2 separate regions of the Homo sapiens genome follow, and region 2 is linked to region 1. A link is an interaction called in ENCODE POLR2A ChIA-PET data of the cell type or tissue named here. Cell type or tissue: CD4-positive, alpha-beta T cell. All regions are shown on one strand.

Region 1 (4,000 bases):
GAAATATGGACTTTTCCTCATGGAATTTGGTTATTTTTCTCTTATTTTGATGAAAACTAGAATGAATCAAACGGTAATTTTAGGAGAGTTTTGAGGTCATAAAAATCTATTTGCACTTTGAAAGTTCCAGGTACATGTAGATCATTACCTATAAATTGCAGGGAGCTCCAGGAGACAGGTGGGGAAGAATGTATGAACAGAACTGACTGCTTTGAATTTAAGATGGTATTATGTTGGTGCAAAAGTAACTGTAGTTTTTGCCATTACATTAAAAAAAAAAAAGACAAAAACTGCAATTAGTTTTGCACCAACCTAATATTTAATCATTTCCTGCCTAAAAATGGGGACATAAATGAAATATTCATTGACTTTTAATTCTGTACTGCCTTTTTGTTAATCACAGTTCTTTCTATTGCTTTGAGAGAGTGGATCAAAGTTGACTGGAATTAGTGTTTGGAAGTCAATATTCTAAAGCTGAAAAATACCTTGTCTTCTTCCCCTCCTCCCTCACTTTAAAAATGGTTTAGAATAAAGGCTCCTGATTGCAATAGCGATTTGTGGTTAATATCATTAGACTTCTGGTTTGGAATAATGCTGCTAATTAGTTTCTGTCCTAGACTTTTTCTAATTAAAGCCTAGAGAGGCCTTGGTCCTAAACACCTGGGCAGATTACCTAATTAGATGAAAGAAACATACATAGTCGTTCACAGGTAATTATTCTAACTTTCACTGCTTGTGGAATACTAAACATGTGACAAAAATGGTGTTCTTTCTACCCTGTGAACTGCAAAATATCATCTCCCTGGCACAGAAATTGGTACTGGCACTGTCTTCTAAATAGACAGCTTTGAATCCTTTTTTAATGTGAATACATGCAGAAAGTGACAGATTTAGTTTTTTCCTCCTAGACGTAGGAGAAAACACACACACTAGTTGCTCCTCTGCCGTCTCCCACATGTTCTTTTGAGGAGGATGTTCCCTTTGATAAGCCAAGCAGAACTTGGACTCTCTTTGGTGCGCCATGCTCTTGGGCATTCATTTATATACTCATATATACATTTATATATATTCACATATATATAAATATATACATTTATATATATTCACATATATATAAATATATACATTTATATATATTCACATATATATAAATATATACATTTATATATATTCACATATATATAATATATATTCACATATATATAATATATATAAATATATATATTTATATAACATGAATATATTCAGTCAATGAATATTTCATTTATGTCCCCATTTTTAGGCAGGAAATAATTAAATATTAGGTTGGTGCAAAACTAATTGCAGTTTTTGTCATTTAAAAAAAATGTAATGGCAAAAACTACAGTTACTTTTGCACCAACATAATACCATCTTAAATTCAATAGCAGTCAGTTCTGTTCACACATTCTTCCCCACCTGTCTCCTGGAGCTCCCTGCAATTGTTTGTCCCAGTGCTAGACGTTGTCAGGGTGGCCTCCTGAAGATGGGGCATCTTCTCTTCTTTAGAATTTAGAATTGAAAGCCCAACCTCTGTGTCTGTGTTCTTACAAAAGGAAAAGGATGAAAATCTCTGGGATCCTTTCAGCCATAAGCCTGGCTGCATGGATCATTCTCAGCTCACCCAGCACGGGAAGAGTCAGGCCCAGGTGGAGCTGAACAGGAGGTGCTTGCACTGAATCCACCTGGGACCTGGAGAATATTTTACCCTTTGGGGGACACACTGGAAGGTTGTGACAATGGTCTTAGCCAGTCTGTGTAACCTCAATTGCTGTAGACCAGCCCAAGGGCACCACTGGCCCTTCCCTAAGCATGTCCTGTCCTTCCCTACTTTGGTCTTGGCTCTTACTAATTCTCTCTCAGTCCCATCTTCTGTTACATCTTCATCTCTTGAAGTCCTGTCTCTCCTTTGAGGCCCAACCCCTGTGGCATCCCTTCTCCAAAGCCTTTTCTAGAATTCCCCATTGGTTTCATTTCTTTCCCTTTCCTTGAAGCCTGTTAGCTTTGTGCACCTCTCTCACAAGCCTTATGGTGTCTATTTTGTATTAGCGTTATTTGAGGTCCTATCTTAGCTCTCTGGTGATATTATCAGCCACTTCATTCATTTGCTCAGCAAACATTCACTGAGCGTGTGATATGTGCTTGACACATCTAGCCTGATATATCAGCGCCTACTCTTCTAGGTGCTGAAGATTCAGTGACAGGAAAACATACTTCCTTCCTGCATCGAGCTTACAACCCAACAGGAAGGAGAGCAGACCAAAAACAAGAGAGCACATCAATACATGCGATAAGGTCATGTAGTGATAACAGCTGCTAGAAGGAAATCACGTACTAGATAGGAAGTGATGGGGGGCCCGAGGTAGAGAATAATGCATACTCATTAGCCCAGCACTGTTCTCATCATCTGTATCTATTAATTTGTCTAATTCTCACAACCACTCCATGCATATGGTACCCCTACTGATCCCACTTCAGAAAGAAGTAGTTGAGTCCCAGAGTGGTTAGGACACTTGCCCAAGCTCACACAGCTGGTCAATAGCAGAGCTGTGCCCTCCTCTGAGCCCCTGCTTGCAGCCAGCACACGCACTCTGAGATTGCCTGGTCACCCTTTGTTCTTCTCATCATGGCCACAACAGTGGCAACACAGCAGAAGTTCTAGCACTGACTGTGGGGTCTGGCAACCATGGGATGAACTGTAAGGGCCTCAGAGCAACCCTGGGTCCCTGGCTGCAGAGCTCCTGTGGCACAATTTAGGTGGTGCTCGTGGCTGCAGAGTTGCTGTTCTGGTTATCTATTACCATGTAAGCAATCACCCCAAAACTTAGGAGCTCAAACCAGGATCAACATTCGTTTTGCTTTTGAAAGTATAATTTGTGCAGGGTTTGGCAGGGACAATCATTTCTGCTCCACTCACCATTGGTTGAGTGGCTTGAAGGCTGGGGGCTAGGATCATCTGAGGCCTGCTTGCTCATGTGGCTGGTGGTTGATGCTGGCTCTTGGCTGTGACCTTAGCTGGGGCCATGGCCAGACACCTCGATGTGGTTTTCCCATGGGGCTGCCTGGCTTCCTCACAACATGGAGGCGAGGTCCCAAGGGAGAACATTGAGAGAGGGAAGGAAGGAAAGAGAGAGAGAGAGACAGAGAGACAGAGAAGAGAGAGACAGAGAGACACATGCAGAGAGAGGGAGACAGAGAGACAGAGAGATATACAGACACAGAGAGAAGGAGAGAGAAAAAGAGAGAAAGAGAGAGTCAGGCAGAAGTTGTATCACCTGGAAATGATAGAGCATCTCTACCGCCATGTGCTATTCATTAAGAGAGAGTCACTAAGGCTAGCCCATATTCAAGGAGGGGTGGCGATTAGACTCCTCCTTCCATGAGGGGACTGTCTAAGAAGTTTTGCTTATGTTTTAGAACCAGTACAGTGGCACACTCAGTTCCTCACCTTTCCCAGAGCTTCTATGAGCTGACTAATACTTAAAAAAAATAAATTCCTCTTAGGTTTCAGATATCTGGAGTCTGAAGTGGTTTCTATTACCTTTTTTTTTTGAGACTAGTCTCACTCTGTCACCCAGGCTGGAGTGCAGTGGCATGATCTTGGCTCACTGCAACCTCCGCCTCTTGGGTTCAAGTGATTCTCATGCCTCAGCCACCCGAATAGCTGAGACTACAAGTGTGCACTACATGCCTGGCTAATTTATTTTTATTTTTATTTTTAGTAGAGATGGGGTTTCGCCATGTTGGCCAAGCTGGTCTCGATCTCCGGGCCTCAAGAGATCCACCCACCTTGGCCTTCCAAAGTGCTGGGATTACTCTGTTGTCTTACATGAAGAAGTAAGGGTGGGGTCAGGCTGCCCACTCACGTCCGTCTGATTCCAAAATCTGTTCTCCAAATCCTACCTTACTCATCTCCTGGAGGGCACAAGAATAGAGCTCTCATGGCTGATGCATTCATTCATGCAACCAACAAAAACTCAAA
Region 2 (4,000 bases), 110 kb before region 1:
TCTGCTTAACTGGGTTGCTGTGGGAATTAAATGAAAATGTAAAAGTGCTTAGAACAAGACCTGCACATAGGAAGCAGTAAGTAAGGGTTGGCTATCGCTCCCACCCCATCAGCTCCATAGGGCAGGTGTGCAATGCGACCCTCAGGGGCAGCCCAGTAGCAGGCAGGCCCCAGGCAGAGGCCAAGAGGAGGGGAACTGCAGCTGGCTTGTGTTTCCTGTTTATATTGAATTGTTTAACCCAATTTAAAGTCTGTCCTTGCCATGACTCCTCCTGCTCAGAGATATTACTCCCACAGCTTTAACCTTCCGGTTATCTTTTTTATCACAATCCAACAGCAATAAATTTGACCTCGTAAAGTGCCAGCCCAATAGTCAGTGGCTGTTTAATTAAGAGTTCTCATGGGCATGGAAACAAAGACATTGTTTGGTGTCTGCTTGATTCAAACAGGAGTGGTGAGGTGGTCAGGAGACAGAACCATGGACCTGACTCAGGGAGAAAAATCATGTTGAGTCTCTGAGTCTCTAGTTCATAAAATAGACTTTGTTTTTTACTTCCCGTTTGTTTTTTAAGGAAGTTGATTTGCAACAGCATTTTCTGAACTAGAGAGTTCAGGAAATGGGACAGTGAGGCAGCATGCCCAGTCATTCTCAGCTAACTCCCTTGCTGAGAAGAGTAAGATACTAAGTTCCCGTAAAATAAATCTGAATGACCCTCTGCCCATCTTCTTCCCCATTTTAGATACTAAGAAGATATTAGAACTGGTCAGGGTAAAACAACAGAGTCTTTCCGTGCTGGATTAAGTTTCCTGCGGCAGAAGTAACAAATGATCGCAAGCTGGGTGGTTTAAAACAACAGAAATTGTCCAAGGAATGTAGCCCAGTAGGTTTCAGCCTTACTTTACCCAGCCCCTCTTCAAGATGGAGTCGCTCTGGTTCAAACACCTCTGAGAACGGCATCAGCAGATTGAGTGTCTGGTGAGGGCCTGTCCTCATAGGTGGCACCTTCTCTGTGTCCTCACATGGTGGAAGAGATGGGCAGCTCCTCTTTTATGAGGTCATTAATCCCATTCACCACCTCCTAAAGATTTCTACATACGAATTTTGGAGAGGCACAAACATCCAGACTGTAGCATCTGGATATCCTGTACAGAACATAACTGTTTTCTTTCACTTTGCATATTTGTTTTATTTTTGTTTTTCGCTTGCATATGTTTTATGGTGATTTGTTAACTTACAGCTCTCTGTTTAATCTGCATGTATAATTGTCATGTATCCCAAGAAGGCTTTTGTTTACCTTTTTTTTTTTTTTTGAGATGGAGTTTCCCTCTTGTCACCCAGGCTGGAGTGCAGTGGCACGATCTCGGCTCACTGCAACCTCCGCCTCCCGGGTTCAAACAATTCTTCTGCCTCAGCCTCCTGAGTAGCTGGGATTACAGGCACCTGCCACCACGCCTGGCTAATTTTTTGTATTTTTAGTAGAGACGGGGTATCACCATGTTAACCAGGCTGGTCTCAAACTCCTGACCTCAGGTGATCCACCCACCTCGGCCTCCCAAAGTGCTGGGATTACAGGGGTGAGCCACCGCACCTAGCCATCATTATTTATTATCCATTAATTCAACAAATATTTCTTTGTACCAGCTACTTAGGATTATCTTATTAGGCACAAAGAAAGGGGTAGCAACTTGGAGAATTGCTTCCCAGGTGGTCAGTGGTGAGCAGCCGAGAAGGCTGAAGTGCATGGGAAGGATGCATTCCTGGGGCATGTTTCCCAGAGACACTCACAACCCCTCAGGAAAGAAATCTTCCTGTGGAAGCACAAGGTAATGAGTGGAGTCAGTTAGCTGGGTATTAAAAGAAAGCGACCCCTTTGAAAGCCAGATAACATAAGGTCACACAGAAGTGCAGGTAAGCACGTCCTTTCAATCTATCATAACTGCTCTGCTACAGCAGCTGTTCTCCACCTTGACTGCAAACTGGAATCACCTAGGAGCTTTAAAAAATGCTGATGCAAAAATCCCTCTGCAGAGAGCTGAAATTCATTGGTCATGGTAAGGCCTGGGCATCCACATTTCTAAAGCTCTCCTGGCGGCCACAGTGTGCAGCTACGGCTGAGACCCATGGTTGTGAGAGGAAGGAACAAAGGTGCCCTGGAGGCTAAACCAGTCTGGGGATGGGTGTGGGAGGTATGTTAGGGGAGGGGCAGGAGCCCCAAAAGGAAGTGAGATATTTTCAACAAGGCGAGGCAGCCAGAAAGAGCGAGGAGGAAGGGTGGAAGGGGGTGAGGATGGCTTACACTGTCTTCCCCTCAGGGAATCTTTCAAACCAACTGGACATATGTTTTCTGCTAGAATGTCTGATTGGTGGCCCACAGATGCTCTGCTGAAACCCCTTCTGGTCCCAGAATTCTTGGACATTTTCCCACAGGTGTTCTTCCCTTAGTCACTTCCTGGTGAAGTGGCATCCTTTGTCTGGGGAAATACCCAAGATTCATTGTCTTATGCTAAGGAAATTGAAGTCACAGACACAGGAAATCGAAGACATGGACACACAAAAACTGGGTTTAACAGTGGAAGTTCAATAGTTGAAAGAAAGAAGAGAGAGCTTCCTTGTGCAGAGGGAGGGGGTGCGAGTGGGTCCGAGTGGGTTTCCGGGTTTGGGGCAAGATACGGTTGGTTTTACAGATGAGCTTGAAGAGGCAGTGTTTGATTTATATAGGGCATAGTGGATTGGTTGGGCCAGCTGTGCCATTTACATAGCCCACAAAGAGGCTGGCCATCCCACCCTAATCTTTTATTCTGCAGATGGGGTCTCTACCTGGCCAGCACCATGACACCTGCACACATGACGACAAAGAGAAGGGAGGAGGAACCTCCATATTGGATGTACTTGGCTTCCAGGTATCCCTTTTCTATTGGCACAGCTGCCGCATTCACCTGTGCAAGCTTCCAGCTTGCTAATCTACGCTTGCAGCTTGATTTTTCAGGCTTGTATCCTAACCACTCATATTTTCCATTCTTTTGTTTCTCTGTACTGTGCCCTGGATAATAACTTCTTTTTTCTTTAAAAAAGTGTAACAAGATCTTAAAATTCAATTTCAAAAATAATTTTTTATTTTATTATTTATTTATTTATTTAGAGATGGAGTCTCGCTCTGTCACCCAGGCTGGAGTGCAGTGGCACGATCTTGGCTCATTGCAGCCTCCACCTCCTGGGTTCAAGTGATTCTCCTGTCTCAGCTTCCCAAATAGCTGGGATTACAGGTGTGCACCACCACGCCTGGCTAATTTTTGTATGTTTAGTAGAGACGGGGTTTCACCATGTTGTCCAGGCTGGTCTCGAACTCCTGACCTCAGGTGATCCACCTGCCTCAGCCTCCGAAAGTGCTGGGATTACAGATGTGAGCCACCACACCCGGCCAAATTTTATTTCTATATACATGCAGCAAACATTGAAAAAAGTTTCAAAAAAGCAATCACAGATCTACCCTCCCTATGATGGTTAATTTTATGTGTCAACCAGCTAGACTGATTAGGTAAAATGCGAGTCTTGATGTTGGTGTGAAGGTATTTTTAAAGATGAGATTAACATTTAAATCCATAGATTTTTGAGTAAAGCAGATTACCCTCCATAATGTGGGTGAGTTTCACTTCTATCACTTGAAGGAAGGCCTTAAGAGAAAAGAAGCCTGAGGTCCCTTGAGGAGGAGTTAATTCTGCCTCCAGACTGCTTTTGCTCAAGCTGAAACATCCACTCTTACCTGGGTCTCTAGCCTGTTGGTCTGCCCTGCAGTTTTTGAACTTGCCAGCCTCCACAGTTCCTTCAAATAAATCTCTATGTTCATTCTATTGGTTCTGTTTCTCTGGAGAACCCTAATACCCTTCCTTTTCTCTTTCTTTTCTTTTTTTTCTTTCCTTTCTTTCTTTCTTTTTTTTTGACAGGGTCTCATTCCATCACCCAGGCAGGGCCGGAGGGCAATGGCATGAACATAGCTCACTGC

Evidence for each region. Peaks named below come from ENCODE experiments on the same cell type or tissue, not always from the same donor. Only the 100,000 strongest peaks of a DNase experiment are listed, where the experiment ranks them.
Region 2: POLR2A ChIA-PET joins it to region 1 with 5 read pairs; 2 of 35 experiments call an interaction of 5 or more read pairs at or near these places.

What each region holds. Positions count from the first base shown.
Region 1 is chr21:33,184,329-33,188,328 of GRCh38, reverse strand. The region is part of intron 1 of LOC105372787 (a long non-coding RNA gene); the gene reads left to right. Among named protein-coding and RNA genes, the nearest start is that of LINC01548, 16 kb to the right of the region's middle. In CD4-positive, alpha-beta T cell, no CTCF peak of the experiment used is centred here; a DNase peak (open chromatin) is centred at 2,278; H3K27ac peaks cover 1,370 bases.
Region 2 is chr21:33,297,752-33,301,751 of GRCh38, reverse strand. It overlaps a transcript of IL10RB not described here. Among named protein-coding and RNA genes, the nearest start is that of IFNAR1, 25 kb to the left of the region's middle. RefSeq lists an enhancer at 278-327. In CD4-positive, alpha-beta T cell, a CTCF peak has its summit at 1,913; DNase peaks (open chromatin) are centred at 611 and 2,151; H3K4me3 peaks cover 573 bases; H3K27ac peaks cover 1,624 bases.